Regions from separate parts of the Homo sapiens genome. Here all the other regions are linked to region 5. The links are chromatin contacts, found by Hi-C or POLR2A ChIA-PET in ENCODE. All regions are on one chromosome and are shown on one strand. The core of a region is the stretch at or near the end of the contact, and the rest is flanking DNA. Distances in the headings are between cores, read along the strand shown.

Evidence for each region. A loop is a pair of places that touch in the nucleus more often than their neighbours do. ChIA-PET counts read pairs that join two places held with the same protein, here RNA polymerase II (POLR2A). Pooled maps may share reads with other maps.
Region 1: a loop to region 5 is called in a map of HepG2, with 36 times the contacts of the local background. The contact joins the promoter of SKP2 here to the promoter of ZNF131 in region 5. A Hi-C loop is called at or near these places in 2 of 168 maps with a recorded cell type or tissue (HepG2 and naive thymus-derived CD4-positive, alpha-beta T cell) and 7 of 50 pooled maps.
Region 2: a pooled map shows a loop between it and region 5 (18-fold over the local background). The contact joins the promoter of NIPBL-DT here to the promoter of ZNF131 in region 5. A Hi-C loop is called at or near these places in 2 of 37 single-sample maps with no recorded cell type and 10 of 50 pooled maps. POLR2A ChIA-PET finds 5 or more read pairs at or near these places in 2 of 52 experiments (CD4-positive, alpha-beta T cell and HEK293).
Region 3: a loop to region 5 is called in a pooled map, with 16 times the contacts of the local background. The contact joins the promoter of NADK2 here to the promoter of ZNF131 in region 5. A Hi-C loop is called at or near these places in 9 of 50 pooled maps. POLR2A ChIA-PET finds 5 or more read pairs at or near these places in 2 of 52 experiments (CD4-positive, alpha-beta memory T cell and naive thymus-derived CD8-positive, alpha-beta T cell).
Region 4: POLR2A ChIA-PET joins it to region 5 with 10 read pairs in HEK293. The contact joins the enhancer-like site here to the promoter of ZNF131 in region 5. POLR2A ChIA-PET finds 5 or more read pairs at or near these places in 2 of 52 experiments (HEK293 and WTC11).

Annotation. Positions count from the first base shown.
Region 1 is chr5:36,150,676-36,153,375 of GRCh38, forward strand. It overlaps SKP2 (S-phase kinase associated protein 2), which reads left to right and starts at 1,436. Exons shown (of 10, transcript NM_005983.4): 1 at 1,436-1,595; 2 at 2,096-2,367. The coding sequence starts at 1,588. It overlaps LMBRD2 (LMBR1 domain containing 2), which reads right to left and starts at 1,212. Exons shown (of 18, transcript NM_001007527.2): 1 at 881-1,212. RefSeq lists silencers at 483-542, 1,143-1,282 and enhancers at 496-1,479, 1,553-1,742.
Region 2 is chr5:36,875,376-36,878,376 of GRCh38, forward strand. NIPBL-DT (NIPBL divergent transcript) reads right to left here and starts at 1,319. Exons shown (of 1, transcript NR_046262.1): 1 at 1-1,319. It overlaps NIPBL (NIPBL cohesin loading factor), which reads left to right and starts at 1,394. Exons shown (of 47, transcript NM_133433.4): 1 at 1,394-1,803. RefSeq lists an enhancer at 690-739 and silencers at 1,150-1,259, 1,900-2,019.
Region 3 is chr5:36,240,477-36,243,439 of GRCh38, forward strand. It overlaps NADK2 (NAD kinase 2, mitochondrial), which reads right to left and starts at 1,449. Exons shown (of 12, transcript NM_001085411.3): 1 at 1,023-1,449. The coding sequence starts at 1,322. LOC124900962 (a long non-coding RNA gene) reads left to right here and starts at 1,426. Exons shown (of 3, transcript XR_007058733.1): 1 at 1,426-1,552. RefSeq lists enhancers at 354-423, 1,774-1,973 and a silencer at 514-1,533.
Region 4 is chr5:36,682,434-36,685,235 of GRCh38, forward strand. It overlaps SLC1A3 (solute carrier family 1 member 3), which reads left to right. Exons shown (of 10, transcript NM_004172.5): 9 at 1,431-1,565. The region is part of intron 1 of SLC1A3-AS1 (SLC1A3 antisense RNA 1); the gene reads right to left. Among named protein-coding and RNA genes, the nearest start is that of SLC1A3-AS1, 41 kb to the right of the region's middle. Within about 2 kb of position 1,503, at least 10 of the 41 ENCODE cell types and tissues checked have a DNase peak (open chromatin) inside an H3K27ac peak, as active enhancers do.
Region 5 is chr5:43,119,337-43,122,239 of GRCh38, forward strand. It overlaps ZNF131 (zinc finger protein 131), which reads left to right and starts at 1,578. Exons shown (of 7, transcript NM_001330707.2): 1 at 1,578-1,787; 2 at 2,703-2,841. The coding sequence starts at 2,718. RefSeq lists enhancers at 1,240-1,299, 2,097-2,665, 2,666-2,903 and silencers at 1,480-1,829, 2,260-2,519.

The DNA of each region.
Region 1 (2,700 bases), core at 186-2,685, 7.0 Mb before region 5:
GAACGGCTTAGCCTAGGATTCTGCACCTAGTTCCAATCAAAACCAAGTTGTGAACAGATCCCTTCTTTACACCAATCTCATCTTTCAAGAACGAGCTAAAGGTTCATGAATTCCTTCCTCAAGAGGCAGTTACTTTTCAAGCTAAGGACCAAGCTTGAAACAAGCATATACCTGCACAAGGGAGGTTTAATTTCACTACAGAGCGAATCATTTTTTCAAGGAAACCAGAGGGTGTGTCATACAGCATCACTGAATATTCTAATATGCGATGAAGCTGTTATGCTTCCTTATGAACTTTATAAATCTTCATTTTTATGAGGCTTAGAATTCATCCCCCTTCCCTCTTCCACTGTTTTCCCGGGGTCACAGTTGTAGTATAGTTTGCCCAATGGATTTCGCATGGTCATTGTACCTGGAATATGTCACGCTCCCTACTCTTACTGCCCCCAAACTCTTCTCAGCAGAGATAGGCTGAAAGCAGCTCGCTTTTAGGCGGCGACGCAAACACACGTAGCCAGCTGAGCGACAGCAAGCAACCAAATGGCTTTGCTGGAGGCCCCCTGCGTGCACGGGTAAAGCTCGTTGCAAAATACAGTCCTTTCATTTATTCCCATGTTGCTATTTATGAGACCTGTCAAGGCTGCAAGGGCATGCGCAGCCTTCCCACCACACAGGACCCGCTGGGGTCTCCGGCTCCCCTAAAATTAAACCATTGTCTCTCGTTCCAACGGCGTGTTTAGCTGTTGTGCGTTATTTTACAGATAAAGGAAGGATCCCGTCCACAGACCCAATTCTTAGGGCCGCCTTCTCCCCGACGGAGGAAGAAGCTTCCTGGCAAAAGGACGAACAGGTGCGACGCCAGCAGTTCGCAGCCTCTCACCTGGCCGGCGGGCTGGGCTACTGTCACCACTCAGCAGCCAAGGACTTGGGCCCCGCAGCGGCGGCCACTCGGGGTCTGCCGGGTCCCCTCTCTTTCCGCCTGCTCTCGGCCCCGGACCCCAGACTCAAAAGCGCCTCACGCGTTCCGCCTTAGGCTCACCGTCCGATCTCGCCAGACAGCGTCTGGACGGGACCGGGAAACGGCGGCCGCCACAGCTGTCCAGGTTCTGGGATCCACGCTCAGAGACGACAGCGCTGGCGATCACCAGAAGGCCTGCGGGCTCCCGAGAAAGGAAAATCCGTCTACAGTCCAGCGGCTGACATTTCCCAGTCAGCCGTAGCGCCGCCCGCTTCCGCCTCCCCGCCTACCCCGTGGGCCGACCAGTCCCGCTCCCGCGGGGGGTTGTGGGTATCTCGAAGGCGGGTAAAGCTGCAAGGGAAGGAAGTAAGGGCGAGCCCGTCGGACTACGAAGCGGGACGGAAACTACAATTCCCAGCAGGCCTTGGGCCTCAGTGCGGCCGCGAAGCAGAGCGGGCTGTAGAGCCTTGCGCGCGCAGTGGGGATGGAACGTTGCTAGGCTTAGCGGGTCTGGCTGCTGGGGGCCCGAGCAGCACGCTCGGAGCCGCCGCGCGCCAAAGCGGGAATCTGGGAGGCGAGCAGCTCTGCAGTTAATGCACGTATTTTAAACTCCCGGGCCTGCGGACGCTATGCACAGGTAAACGGATTGCAAAAAGGGGAAGAGCATGAAATGGACCCTCTTAATAATTCTTTTAGGCCGCGAATATCGCTACTGGCTAATATTGTTAGTAATGCTGTTAAGTGAATGGTTGCTTAGCCCCTTCTTGGGGAAAGTGTGAATGGATGGATGCCTTAGTGCGGGGATCAGCGTGTGGTTTTATTTGGCTTCCCTAATTGGGCTTTTCTGCCACCGTTTTCAATCAGTGTATGATTGCCCTGTCTCTCTCCTTGTCTGTTCCCTCCACTGGGAGAAATTCTTGAGGCCTTCTGCAGGATCGTAAGTCAAAAAGCCTTCTCGATTTGTTCTTTTCATTTCTTCGTTTTCTTGGTAACTCGCCGCAGGCACATAAAAAATGCGATTCTGTTAGCTGCTGTGAAGGTTTCCTACAATGCATAAACTGCAGCTTCTTTAATTGCCTTGAAATTATTTATGGGTGTGTTTTCGAAAGGAACCGGGGGTATTGTGCACTTCTGCAGGAAGCACCTCCAGGAGATTCCAGACCTGAGTAGCAACGTTGCCACCAGCTTCACGTGGGGATGGGATTCCAGCAAGACTTCTGAACTGCTGTCAGGCATGGGGGTCTCCGCCCTGGAGAAAGAGGAGCCCGACAGTGAGAACATCCCCCAGGAACTGCTCTCAAACCTGGGCCACCCGGAGAGCCCCCCACGGAAACGGCTGAAGAGCAAAGGGAGTGACAAAGACTTTGTGATTGTCCGCAGGCCTAAGCTAAATCGAGAGAACTTTCCAGGTAAGGACATGAGGGTAAAAATGTCAGTTATGCAAAGGGTGGATTTAGCTATGTTGTTGGGAAACCTTTGTTCAGAGATCTTTAGCATGGGTTCCTTTTAAGATTGCCTAATTCTGAAGCTATTTTTCAACAAAATAGGGCAAGTCGTCAAGTATGCAGGAATCTTGGTAGATATATATATATATATATATATATATATATGTATGTTCTGGTGCATAATCACCTTGAAAATTTTAACCCATGAGAAGACATTCCTGCCTTTTTCCTTAGAAGGGAATCTGCCTGCCTCAAGGCCAGCTCAGTTTCACCGTTTAACAGAAACATAAACAGTGG
Region 2 (3,001 bases), core at 69-2,568, 6.2 Mb before region 5:
CTCAGGGAAGAGTCCTACTCGCAAGGATGCCAGGGCAGGCCCGCCCCCACCCTCAACGGCGCGCGGGGACTTCTGCCGCAGTCAAGGCTTTGGCTCACTCCCCTCAAGACGGGAAGCCATTCGCAGGGCCTAGAGAAAAGGAGTGACAGGATCTTGGCCCCCTGAGTGGCCTGAGGCAAAAGGAATAATCTAAGCAAGTTTTCCTACTTACTTTTAGCGCACTGGTACACACACAAATACACAATACAATTCATATAACACGAATTTCGTCCCGGTTGAGTAAAATTCCGCTTACCTACTGCACTTTTTACCGAAAATAGCCCCTTTTTAATTTACACAAACTTAATAGAGAACGGTGGAACAATGGTTACTTCTTGTTTTACAATTTAAAAACTACAACAACCATAGTACTGTACGTATAATCACATATTGTATTCCAGCCTTGTCCAGCGCCTCAGTTTTCCGAACCTAAAGAGGAAAACGATGTTTGAAATCAGCTGGCCGCAGGCCCGCGGGTCGCCCGCAGTCACCGGTGGCTGAGTCGGGGCCGGCGGTTCTCCCCGCGCGCTCGGCTCCACCCACACCTAGAGGGGGGCGCCCGGGCAGCCGCGGGCGAGCTTCTCGCTCGCGCAGCGTCGCCTACAGGCCTTTATCCTGACCGTTAGAGAAGAACCCAAACCTCTGCCGACAAAAAGCAAAAGCAGCGGAGACCGCGTATTTCCAGAAATAAACGCATCATCACAAACACGATTCCAATTCAATCCAGCCGACAGTCGTCTTCACCTCCAAAGGTTGCGTTCTTATTCGCAGAAATAACACGCAGTCGGGCGTAAGGTCCCGGCTCTCAAAAGGCAAGGTGTACGATCCATCCATCCACCCGGCTGCAGGGACACCATTTAAAACGGGCATCATCGCCATCGAATCGCGGGCGTCCTCTGTGGGGCCGCCCGGAGATCGGCTCCCTAAAGCTAACGACGACCTGGGACAGCCAGCGCGGCCTCCAGCCGCCGCCGTCGGCGACCTGAGAGCCCGTCCGGGCCTGAGTGCCCCCCACGCTCACGACCACCACCGAACTCGGGCCCCGCTCCTGTCGGCCTCCAGGAAAATAAAGACAGAGGAGAGCCGGCCCGCCTGTGTCGCAGGGCAAACGTCGCTCTGAAGCATCGACAATACTGGCAACATCCACAGCCGCCCTGAGGGGACGGGCGTAGAGGAGAGCTGCCGCCTCCCGGCTGCTGGGCCCGGGTGCCGCGCGGCGCGGCCGAGGACGCGAGCCCAAGTGGCGGCAGCGGCGGCTGCGGCGGTGGCGGAAGTGGAGTGGGGAAGAGGGGGTGGTTGTTAGTGTTTGGCGCCGGCGGAGGGAGTCATTCCTGCAGCTGCACTTCCGGTCGGCATTTTGTTCTGAGAGGGAGAGACGGAACGAGAGAGAGACACACACAGGGCTCCTTCCCCCCGCCCTCCCCCCCCTCCCTCCGTCGGTACCGACTCACCCGACACCACCAAGCCGCAGGGAGGGACGCCCCCGCCGACAGGAGAATTGGTTCCCGGGCCCGCGGCGATGCCCCCCCGGTAGCTCGGGCCCGTGGTCGGGTGTTTGTGAGTGTTTCTATGTGGGAGAAGGAGGAGGAGGAGGAAGAAGAAGCAACGATTTGTCTTCTCGGCTGGTCTCCCCCCGGCTCTACATGTTCCCCGCACTGAGGAGACGGAAGAGGAGCCGTAGCCACCCCCCCTCCCGGCCCGGATTATAGTCTCTCGCCACAGCGGCCTCGGCCTCCCCTTGGATTCAGACGCCGATTCGCCCAGGTAAATTCCTGCTCTTTATTTCGGCGGCGGCGGCGGCGGCGCCGGCGCCAGGTCCTCAGCGTCTCTCCTCCTCGCTCCCCTCCCCGCCGTTTCCTTAGCGGCCCCAGGTCTCTTCCACAGGCGAGTCTAGAGTTCGCTCCTCTCTGGTGGCAGCCGCCTTGGGTAGCGGTGGTTTTGTACCCTCTCCCGGCCGGCTCCGGTGGCGGGGACTGGGCTCCTGCTGGGCGGCCGGGGAGGCGTAGGCCCGGCGGAGAGTGCAGGCCGCGGGCCAGCGGAATCTACTTGAGCTCGGGGATTAGGAGAGCTCCGGGCTGAGCGGAGCGACTGCTGGTCGGTGACAGGCCTCGCCCGGGAGTGGAGCCGTAGCTAGTGGGGAGGCGGAAACAATACAACTAACAGCAAATGTGCCCTGATCGTCCCCATATTTACAACTTTCCCGGTCCGGGAGTGGGGAACGTCCCAGTGAAACAAACAACCTCCCTTCTTCCCCCTGTGACCCCATGAAGGGAGGAAGTAGTTTCAGTTAGTGAGACAAACGTAAATACTCAGACGCGGATCCAGTGGTAATTCTTTCTCTTTCTAAAACTTGTTTGGACGTTGGAAAGTTCATAAAGACTCATTTTCTTTTTTAAAGAATTAAATCGTCCACATGAATATTTAATACAGAAAAACATACTGTGGTAGACACTGCACATCTCCCCCTCCCCAAGAGCTTTTATCTTGTTGTTTTGACAGTGTGTTGTTGCACATGGACTTTTTATTCAAAGACAAGTATAAAGTACTTGACAGGTTTACTCTGCCACTTTCTATTTGTATGCGTTATGTAAGGGCAGTTTTAAGCGACTATACGTAAAACACTCAGGTACTTCCTGACCAAAACGTGTAGGAGCATACAAAGAATTTTAAGTGTTCTGAGAATTGTGCTGAGATACGGGTAAAACCACTTTTCTTTTCTTTTTCCAAAAAAGAAATTAAGTTATACTTAAAATCCTTGGGAGGTTAAAAAATTGTAGAAGGTGCCATCCTTTTATGTCAGGGCAGTTCTTCTTGAGGTCCCAGGATTGTCATTGGCTGTTTGTGCCATGATGTTTGACTGTGTAATGAGAGAGGTGTCATTTTAATAGGTTAAATGTATCTGTAAATGCTGGAGAAAAATATCAGTTCTAACTTGACAAGTTCTAGTTCATGAGTAAGTTAA
Region 3 (2,963 bases), core at 199-2,698, 6.9 Mb before region 5:
CAGTTATGTGCAATTAATTCCAAAACCTTTTGGTGCACAGTGCCAACAATTAAGAGATTTCCAATATATTTTTCTGGACATACTGCTCATGGTAGCACCGGGCACTCTCCTTTTCCTAAAGTTGGTGGATGGTGGTATGGGATCAGAAACTGTTTTTAAAGTTGGTGGGGGGGGATGACAACAGGAAGATTCAAACTCTGGTTTTTCCCTTGGATTTGTATCTTTGCAGATATATTAATAAACATATCAAATATGGTATATTGTGGAGATACTGCTGCACAAGAGTCGCAGGCTTTTTTATTTCACACACTACCCAGTATACCAGCCCCTTGTCCTGACATTTCTCCTTAATAACGTACATATACAAGTCAAATTTTCTCCCTTTTCCTTCTTAGCACCAAAGACCTGTGCTTTTAAAACAAGCTCGTAGTGTCCAACGACCACGTTCCAGCAAGGAAAAGGCTCACGCTGAAGGACTTTCCGGAGTGCCCTAGGCCTCGCAGTCCTGCAGAGTAAAAGGGGGTGTGTCCGCGGTTGTTTCGGCCCTTTTCCCCCGGCAGCCCTCAGCGGCGCCCTGGGCCCCCTTTCTCGCGGCGGCCAGGGGAGCTGTTCGCAGGGCGTCCAGACCTCAGGCCACTGGCTCACTTTCTTGGAGTGGGTCCCAACCAGGGAACGAGGGCGGGGGCGGCGAGGGCACCAACGAATCCTCAAACCCCTCACTCTGAGGCCACTCGGCAGCCCCTCTTCGCCCTCCCCGCGGCGCCCCTGCCTCCTAAGTCCCTGCATGAACCACTGTCCCTCTCTCTCCCCCTCTCCCCGGCCCTGCCTCTCCCTCGCACACACGCCCAAAGGCAAAGGAGGCCCAGGGAGAAGCCAGAGGACCTGGGGGCCGCGAGAGAGGCAGGACCGGCATCTGCGGTGCCCTGGGAAGAGTCGTCCCGAGAGGTCCCCCCGAGGGGGCGCAGCCGCCACCAGAGCCCCGGCCGAGCCCGGGAGCGAAGCGGGGCCGAGCCAGGACCCACCAGCTGCTTCAGGTCCTCCTCCGAGAGCTCCGCGTAACGGTACCGCTGCTGCTCGAACTCGTACCGGGTGGTTTTGGCCACCACCACCACCCGGGAGGGGCGGAAGCCGCCGTCCGCGCGGCTGCCACAGCCCGCCAGCTCGCGCGGCTGCCCCTGCCCCAGGTGCCGCCGGCCGCCACCGTCACCGCCCAGCCGGGGCCGCGCGGCGGGGCCTCCCGCACCCGGTCCCCGCAGCGCCGCCGCCCGGCCGCCCGCCACGCGACAACAGCTGCCCAGCAAGAAGCCTCGGTAGCAAGTCATCGTGGGCCGGGCCGCGGCCGCGGGCTTGGGCTCGGGCCCCTTGCCTCAGCTCCCTACCGCCGGGAGTGCGCGCCGTCCGCGCCGCCCGGGCCTCTAACTTCGCGCCGGACGGGCAGAGGTTAAGTGCCAGGACGTGCGTGGCCCACGCGGCTAGGGGGACGTACCCAGGCGTTGACGAAGGCGGGGAAAGCGTGGCGATTGGGAAACGGGAGACCCCACGCGGGAGAAAGGTGGGCGGGGAAGAAATGGAGGCCCCAGCTAGTGGGTTTTGTTTGTTTGTTTATTCGTTTCACTCACGCCTGCATAATGGCTGCTTCGCCGCCCGGGGGCGACCTCCCCGCACCACACGCTTCCCCGAGGTCGCTCTTCTCCCGCCCCCAGGCTAACTCTATCGGCCAATCAGAGCCCGCGGCGGCTCCGGATCCGAGGGGCCGCGCCATTGGCTGCGGCCTGAGAAAGAGGTAGAATTCTGTTAGGCGATTGCGTCGCCCTGAGGAATCCAGCTGGATCCGGTCTGAGGCGGCGCGGGGCCAGCGGGTGGGGTTTTGAGCGGCTGGCGGGAAGGCAGGTTCCTGGCATATGCTCGCTTGGGTTCTGTTCTGCAGGCCGACCACGTGCCCATTGGTTTATTTGACCAGGGTCGGTGTGATAGCTGGTGTGTCTGGGGCCGGGCTGGGGGCTGAGGAGGCGGACCCGGCTCCTGCTGCACCGTGTGCGTGGCTTGGCACGAAATCCTCTCGGCGTGGGACCCAGTGCCCGCCCCGCTGCCCCCTGCCCCCCCGAAGAGCCCTACCTATAGGACAAAGTCCAAATGAATTAGTTCTTTGAAAGCTTTTAACTGGAAAGGAGTGAGTTAAAGCAATGTTTGATGACTATTGATCTGGCTTTGGAATCTTGGGTAGCTTGGGAGGCAAGAAGAGGAGGAAGGGATGCTGTTGGGATAATGACCCGTGGAGTGATCAGGACCTGGGCTGGGGTGTGACGAGAACAGAAGGAAACGTCCCATTGTAAGGGGAGAACCACATGGCAGTGCACATCCTGCTGTTCAATTCCGCAGCTCCTTAGATCCCCTTCCCCTGGCACTGTGTTTGCTCCTTTGTAGTCCTGGCGCTACGTCGCTTCTGGACTTTGGGCAGGTTACCTCATCTTTCTGGGCCTCAGATTCCTCATCTGTAAAAAGGGGGTTAGGGTGACCCCAAGGTTCTACCAAGTCCAAATCGATTCAGTGAATCTATGACTCTCCTCACGGGCCCACCAGCACCAGCGTTCATTCGTGGGTTCCCGCGGTGTGCCTGCTGTGTGCCAGGTAGTGTATTGGACTGGGAGCATACACAATGAAGCCCGATAGGTGTTTACTTGGTAAAGTTCTACCACTGACCCGTTCTCACCAAGAACTTTCCCTCACAGCAGCTGCTAATAGTGACGTGTAGTGTAACAACCTTAATAACCTGAGCTTCTAGAGGTAACATCTATAACTATCCTCAGACTCCTTTGTAGTCTTACTATTTTAAACTTCATTAGCATTAGGAAGGAAAAAAAAAAGGGAGAAATCACAGATGACGCTTAGGTTTGAGGCCAGGGTGAACAGGGGAATGTTAATTGATCCATTCGATAGAGAAAAAAAAATGCGTAGGGAGAAAC
Region 4 (2,802 bases), core at 253-2,752, 6.4 Mb before region 5:
AGTTATAATGGGACTTAGGAGATCATTATCTCAGCTCACCTGTAACCTATACTTTGGCATATTGATTGAAAGGCTCTGGGTTATTAAAAAAAAAAGGTGACAGAGTTAAAAATAACAGTAACAGTGACAAGCAAGATAGAAATATATTTCTCTTTCATGCAGCACAGCTCTGCTCCACAAAGCCTTCAAGGCTGATTGATAGGTGCTCTGTGGTATAAGAGACTAAGTCTCTAGGGTATTATCATTATCCAGGTGGTCCGGGATGACTCACCACCCCCAGATTTTAGTCAGTCGGAAGTGGGGAGATGGTATACCCTGCAAGTTGCTCAGTACCTCCATGCATGTCTGACTGGCCAGAACTTAATCTAAGCTTCAAGGGAGGTTGGGAAGTGTAGTCTTCATTCTGGGGAGCCATATACCAGCTAAAAGTCCCAGTATCTTAGAAGGGGACCAGTATGGGGACCATGAATACTTTCTGTGACAGACTTAATACTTTATTAATACCACTTATAACCAGATAATACTTTACTATTTATAAAACATTTGCTTTGCAAGCCAGGTCTACACTGCCTTCATAAAAAGTATTTCTAATACTATAAAACTTTGTTCATAAATCATTTTGCTTTTGAATTAACTAAGCAAACCAAACTAAGAAACCAAATTTGATTCTTTTGACAACATTAATCATGAATGTTCAGTAACTTTACAACCCTCCACTTGGATAGGGGAATTACTAGAAACAAATTATTATTGTAACTCTACAGCATTTTAGACTTTGCCTTACAAAATACTTTCAGGGATGTTTAAAAGTGTATAGCTGCCAGTTTATTTAAAAACGACTAGAATAATAGGTCCAACTTCACAAGGGTCATTGTACGAGGACCAAATTAGATAAACCATGCTTAGTATATCAGAAGACACATAGTAAGCACATGATAAATATTAGTTAGCATGATGATTAGTTCAATTTTTTTTTTTTTAATCTCATTTACGGGCCAGGCATGATGGCTCATGCCGGTAATCCCAGCACTTTGGGAGGCCAAGGTGGGTGGATCACTTGAGGTCAAGAGTTCGAGACTAACCTGGCTAACATGGTGAAATCCTGCTCTACTAAAAACACGAATATTAGTCGAGTGTGGGGGCATGAAGCTGTATTCCCAGCTACTCAGGGGACTGAGGCACGAGAATCACTTGAACCCAGGAGGAAGAGGTTTCAGTGAGCCTAGTTTGCACCACTGCACTCCAGCCTGGGCAACAGAGTGAGATACTGTTTCAAAAAAAAAAAAAATCTCATTTACGTTTTTTCTGAAGCGCGTCCTCTTGTGTTACATGGCAAGTCAGGCATCGGCACCGTGCGTATTTTGCAGCGTATATGCTCTACGTGGGGAGCTTTGTAAAAGTGTTTTCTGTTCTGGTACTTCTGTTAACAGCATCACAGCCACAGCTGCCAGTATTGGGGCAGCTGGAATTCCTCAGGCGGGCCTGGTCACTATGGTCATTGTGCTGACATCTGTCGGCCTGCCCACTGACGACATCACGCTCATCATCGCGGTGGACTGGTTCCTGTGAGTATGCTTGGCCTGCATTCCAGCTCACTGTCACAGGGTCCCCCTCTGTCACTCTAGGGCACCAGGCAGCCTGGCACATCTACAGAAAGAACTCTGAGGAGAGGGGCCTCTCGGCCCATAGTTAAATTGTCCTTATTGTCTGACCCCTGGTCCTTATCTGGAGACCGAGCCCCAGATGCCATGTGCACTCACTCCCCTGTCAGCCTAAGGGGCACATCTGGCTGCCACACATCTCACTCCATAAAGCCATTCAGGAATTGGGAAACCCGCTGTCTGCAAAGGCAACATAAATCAGCAAGGCTGTTTCTGAGTTGCACAACATGACACCACAGCAGCTGGAACAAAGCTGCAGGCCCCACATGCCAGCTTAGGCCCTGCCTCTGTGTGCTTCCCATTCCAGTGGGAATGATTTTCCCATCCTAGCCCAATAGGGTGAGGCTGAGCTATGCCGACACTGGGAAGAGAGCTAGTGTCATTAAGTGGAATTGAGTTTCGGATCTAGGGAAAGTTACAAGAAATGTGCCCTCCACATTCTCAAACTCTAACCTCTACAGGCCCATCCCTTCGCCCCCTTCCCTCGCTCTTCCAGCTGGCATTCTCTGTGCCTTTTCTCTTAAAAATTTCCTTCCACTTTTGAAAATCTTTCCCCAGGATGCCCAAAGCAAAGCCTAGAACAGAGTACGTGTTGGAGTTAACACAACATATGTTCACTAGAACTGCAACATGAAAAGAGCTTGACAGTGTGCGTGAAACCCCAGACTGGGCGAGAGGATTCACTCCCCAGTTACTTGGACCTGTGTTTGTGTCCTGACCTTGTGTGAGACCGGGCAGATTACCCAACCACCCTAGTTTCTACCTCTGTAAAATGAGGGTGCCCGTGTCCTCTACCTCCTAGGGGTACTGCAAGATTCAGTGCAATGATGCCTAGAAAGCATGCAGCCTACTGTCTGGCCCACAGTCAGCATCAGTTAACATGAGCACTCTCATATAAAGCTACAGTTCTCCACAGTCTTTGATCTTTACACTTCAAAATTATTGAGAACTGAAACAGCATTTGATCTATATGGGTTGTATCTATTCATATTTATCATATTAGACACACTTATAAATTTCCACTTGTTAATTTATTACATGTTTTATTTAAAGGTGATAATAATTCATAAAATAAAATAATGGAATGAATTTATTATCATCTTTAAACAAAAAGGTTATATATGCTAACATAAATAGCATT
Region 5 (2,903 bases), core at 328-2,827:
CTGCAGCCTCAACCTCCCTGAGCTCAAGTGATCCTCCCACCCCAGTCTTCCAAGTAGCTGAAACAATAGGTGCACACCATCACTAATTTTTTTGTATTTTGTAGAGACGATGTTTCACCATGTCACCCAGGCTGGTCTTGAACACCTGGGTTCCAGCGATCCTCCCCGACTGGGCCTCCCAAAGTGATGGGATTACAGGCCTGAACCACTGCGCCCAGCCTATCTCTAGATTCTGACCAGCTCTCTAATTCCATTTTCCCCCATGGTTTCATCTACATTACTAACAGTCTCCCAGTTGATCTCTATTCCTAGCAGCTTGTCCCATTTAATCTGTTCTCCATATTGGGGCTAGAATTATCTCTTTAAAAAGTACATCTTAGGATGTCACCATGCGGCAAGGCTTCCCCTTGCAAAAAGAAAATCTGACATCTTCAACACTTTTTATAAGGCACCCTTGTGCGTCTATCCAGCAACATTGTTTCAGTTTCCTGAATGCTATAATCTTGGTGCCTTTGCATGTGCTATACTTTTGGCTAAGAACACTTAGACTTCACATCACTTAAAAACATTTTTTGTTTTAATACAGATGGGGTCTCGCTATGTGCCCAGGCTGGCCTCAAACTCCTGGGCTGAACTCCTCCTCCCCAACTCGGCCTCCCAAAGTGCTGGGATTACAAGCGTGAGCCACCGCGCCCGCCCACATCTCTTCTTACAGGTCAACTGGCTTTCCTTGACACCCAGTTACTTCGTTCTTCAGGTGTTGCAAAACTCATCAGCAAGCACCTAGGCAATTACTGTTCAAAATATCTATGCAGTCTACTAGACTTAAGATTCAGAAAGGCAGAAACCACATATACCTTGTTCACAGCTGGACTTCTCAGTGTCTAGTACTAGGATTCTCAATACATATCTGTTGAAGTTATGATGACATTATTACCATATAGCTATTTGAGTTCCTCCGTAATCCCAATTCTCAAGTTCTTTGAGAGAAAAAAATAAGTAAATCTCAATTATAGAATTATCCTCAAAATGTATTTATATATAATATTTCTTTGGAGGAATTAAGGAAGCAGTCACATGCAGCTGACTGTGGGTCACTGGACTTTTTTTTTTTTTTGAGACGTTGTCTCGCTCTGTCGCCCAGGCTGGAATGCAGTGGCACTACCTCAGCTCACTACAACCTCCACCTCCCCGCTTCAAGCTATTCTCCTGCCTCAGCCTCCCGAATAGCTGGGATTACAGGCGCCCACCACCATTCCCGGCTAATTTTTGTATTTTTAGTAGAGACGGGGTTTCGCCATGTTGCCCAGGCTGGTTTCGAACTCCTGACCTCATGTGCTCCACCCGCCCAGGCCTCTCAAAGTGTTGGGATTACAGGCATGAGCCACCGCGCCGGCCTGGACTCTTTAAAGGAGTGGGGAAGGCCTGCACTAACGGGATCCGGTGTAAATAATTCTGAGCAGCTCCAGGTCCTGAGCCCAGCAAGCACGTGCTGCGGCAGGGCGCGGGGAGGGCGCGCTTCGCGGAGGAAGATTCCGGGCGGCCCGAACGTGCTCGCGCCCGTAGCTGCCGCTGCCGGGGCCGCGGCCGCCCGGGTGCCCAACCGAACGCACGTGCGCCAGCGGGGCCCGAGCAGAAGGGGAGCCCCGGCTCTCACGAAGAAAATGGAGGGCGACCCACGGGTTAGGGGTCAGGAAAGGCGTGGGGCGCATTATGCCCTGGGAGGGGAAAGCACGGAACAAGAGGCTCTGAGGGACGGAGAGGAAGGAGGGCGACCCACGAGCTAGGTAAGGCGGGCCAACCCAGGTCTCGGAAGGAAGGGGGCGGGGCAGGACGGGGCGGGAGGGGCCGCGCAGTAGCTGGGCTGTGAGGACGGTTGGCGAGTTCATTCCGGGCTCGGGTCGGGAAGTGTCCGCCCCTGGAGTCAAGCTGGGGAGGGTGAGAGGTTGAAGGGCAATGACTTAGGTTCCCAGCTTCTGGCCCTGCCAGGCTCTGCAGTAGCCCAAGCCCACCGCTGCCCGGTTTCTTCTCAGAGAGCAAGCCCTCGCCCTTCGTGAGCGCCAAATCCCCGCGCTCGGCCCCGCCCATCCACTGAGGGGTGTGGGTAGGGGCGTGGCCCGTTCCCTTGCTGGTCGGCGCCCGGAAGGCGTCCGCGTCAGCCGGAGCTCGACGCGGTGACGGTGTGCGTCGACGTAAGTGACGCGCAAGCCTGGGCCGCTCCTCCTTCCCTCAGTGAGTGCCGGCCCGGTCGGGGCGGGGGAGAAGAGGGAGGGCGGGGGAGGGAGAGGCGACCCGAGAGTCGTTGTGGGTCGCGGGCCGGACCGGGTCCCGGGGCGGTGGGAGCCCCGGCCGGGCAGAAGGGCTTGGCGGGCCGTTAGAGGACCGCCACGGCTGTCGAGTCCCCTCCCTTGTTGGACTTGCGCGCCCTGGCGCTCGGAACCTCCGGCGCTGTGCCCACCCCGCTCTAGCTCGCGTCTCCCGACTCCAATTAGGTCAGGCTCGGAGTCCCGCGGCCGCGGCTCCGGTCTCAACGCTCCGGGGCCGCTCGGCTCGCCTTTCTTCCCTCGCCTTTCTCTCCTCTTGCTTCACCCTCCCCCCTTCTTTTCACGTTGCTGGTTTTTTTTGTTGTTGTTTTATGCTTTAGGGGTTTTGTTCCTCGGCTCGAGCTCATGGGTGTACATTATCATGCTCTTCTTTTGTAGAGCAGCCCGACGGCCATGGAGGCTGAAGAGACGATGGAATGCCTTCAGGAGTTCCCTGAACATCATAAAATGATCCTCGACCGATTGAATGAACAGCGAGAGCAGGACCGGTTTACTGACATCACCCTAATTGTCGACGGTGGGTAGGGCAGTGGGCAGAGGAGCGAATTTTTGGCTTCAGTTTTTTTCTGTCCTTCGGAC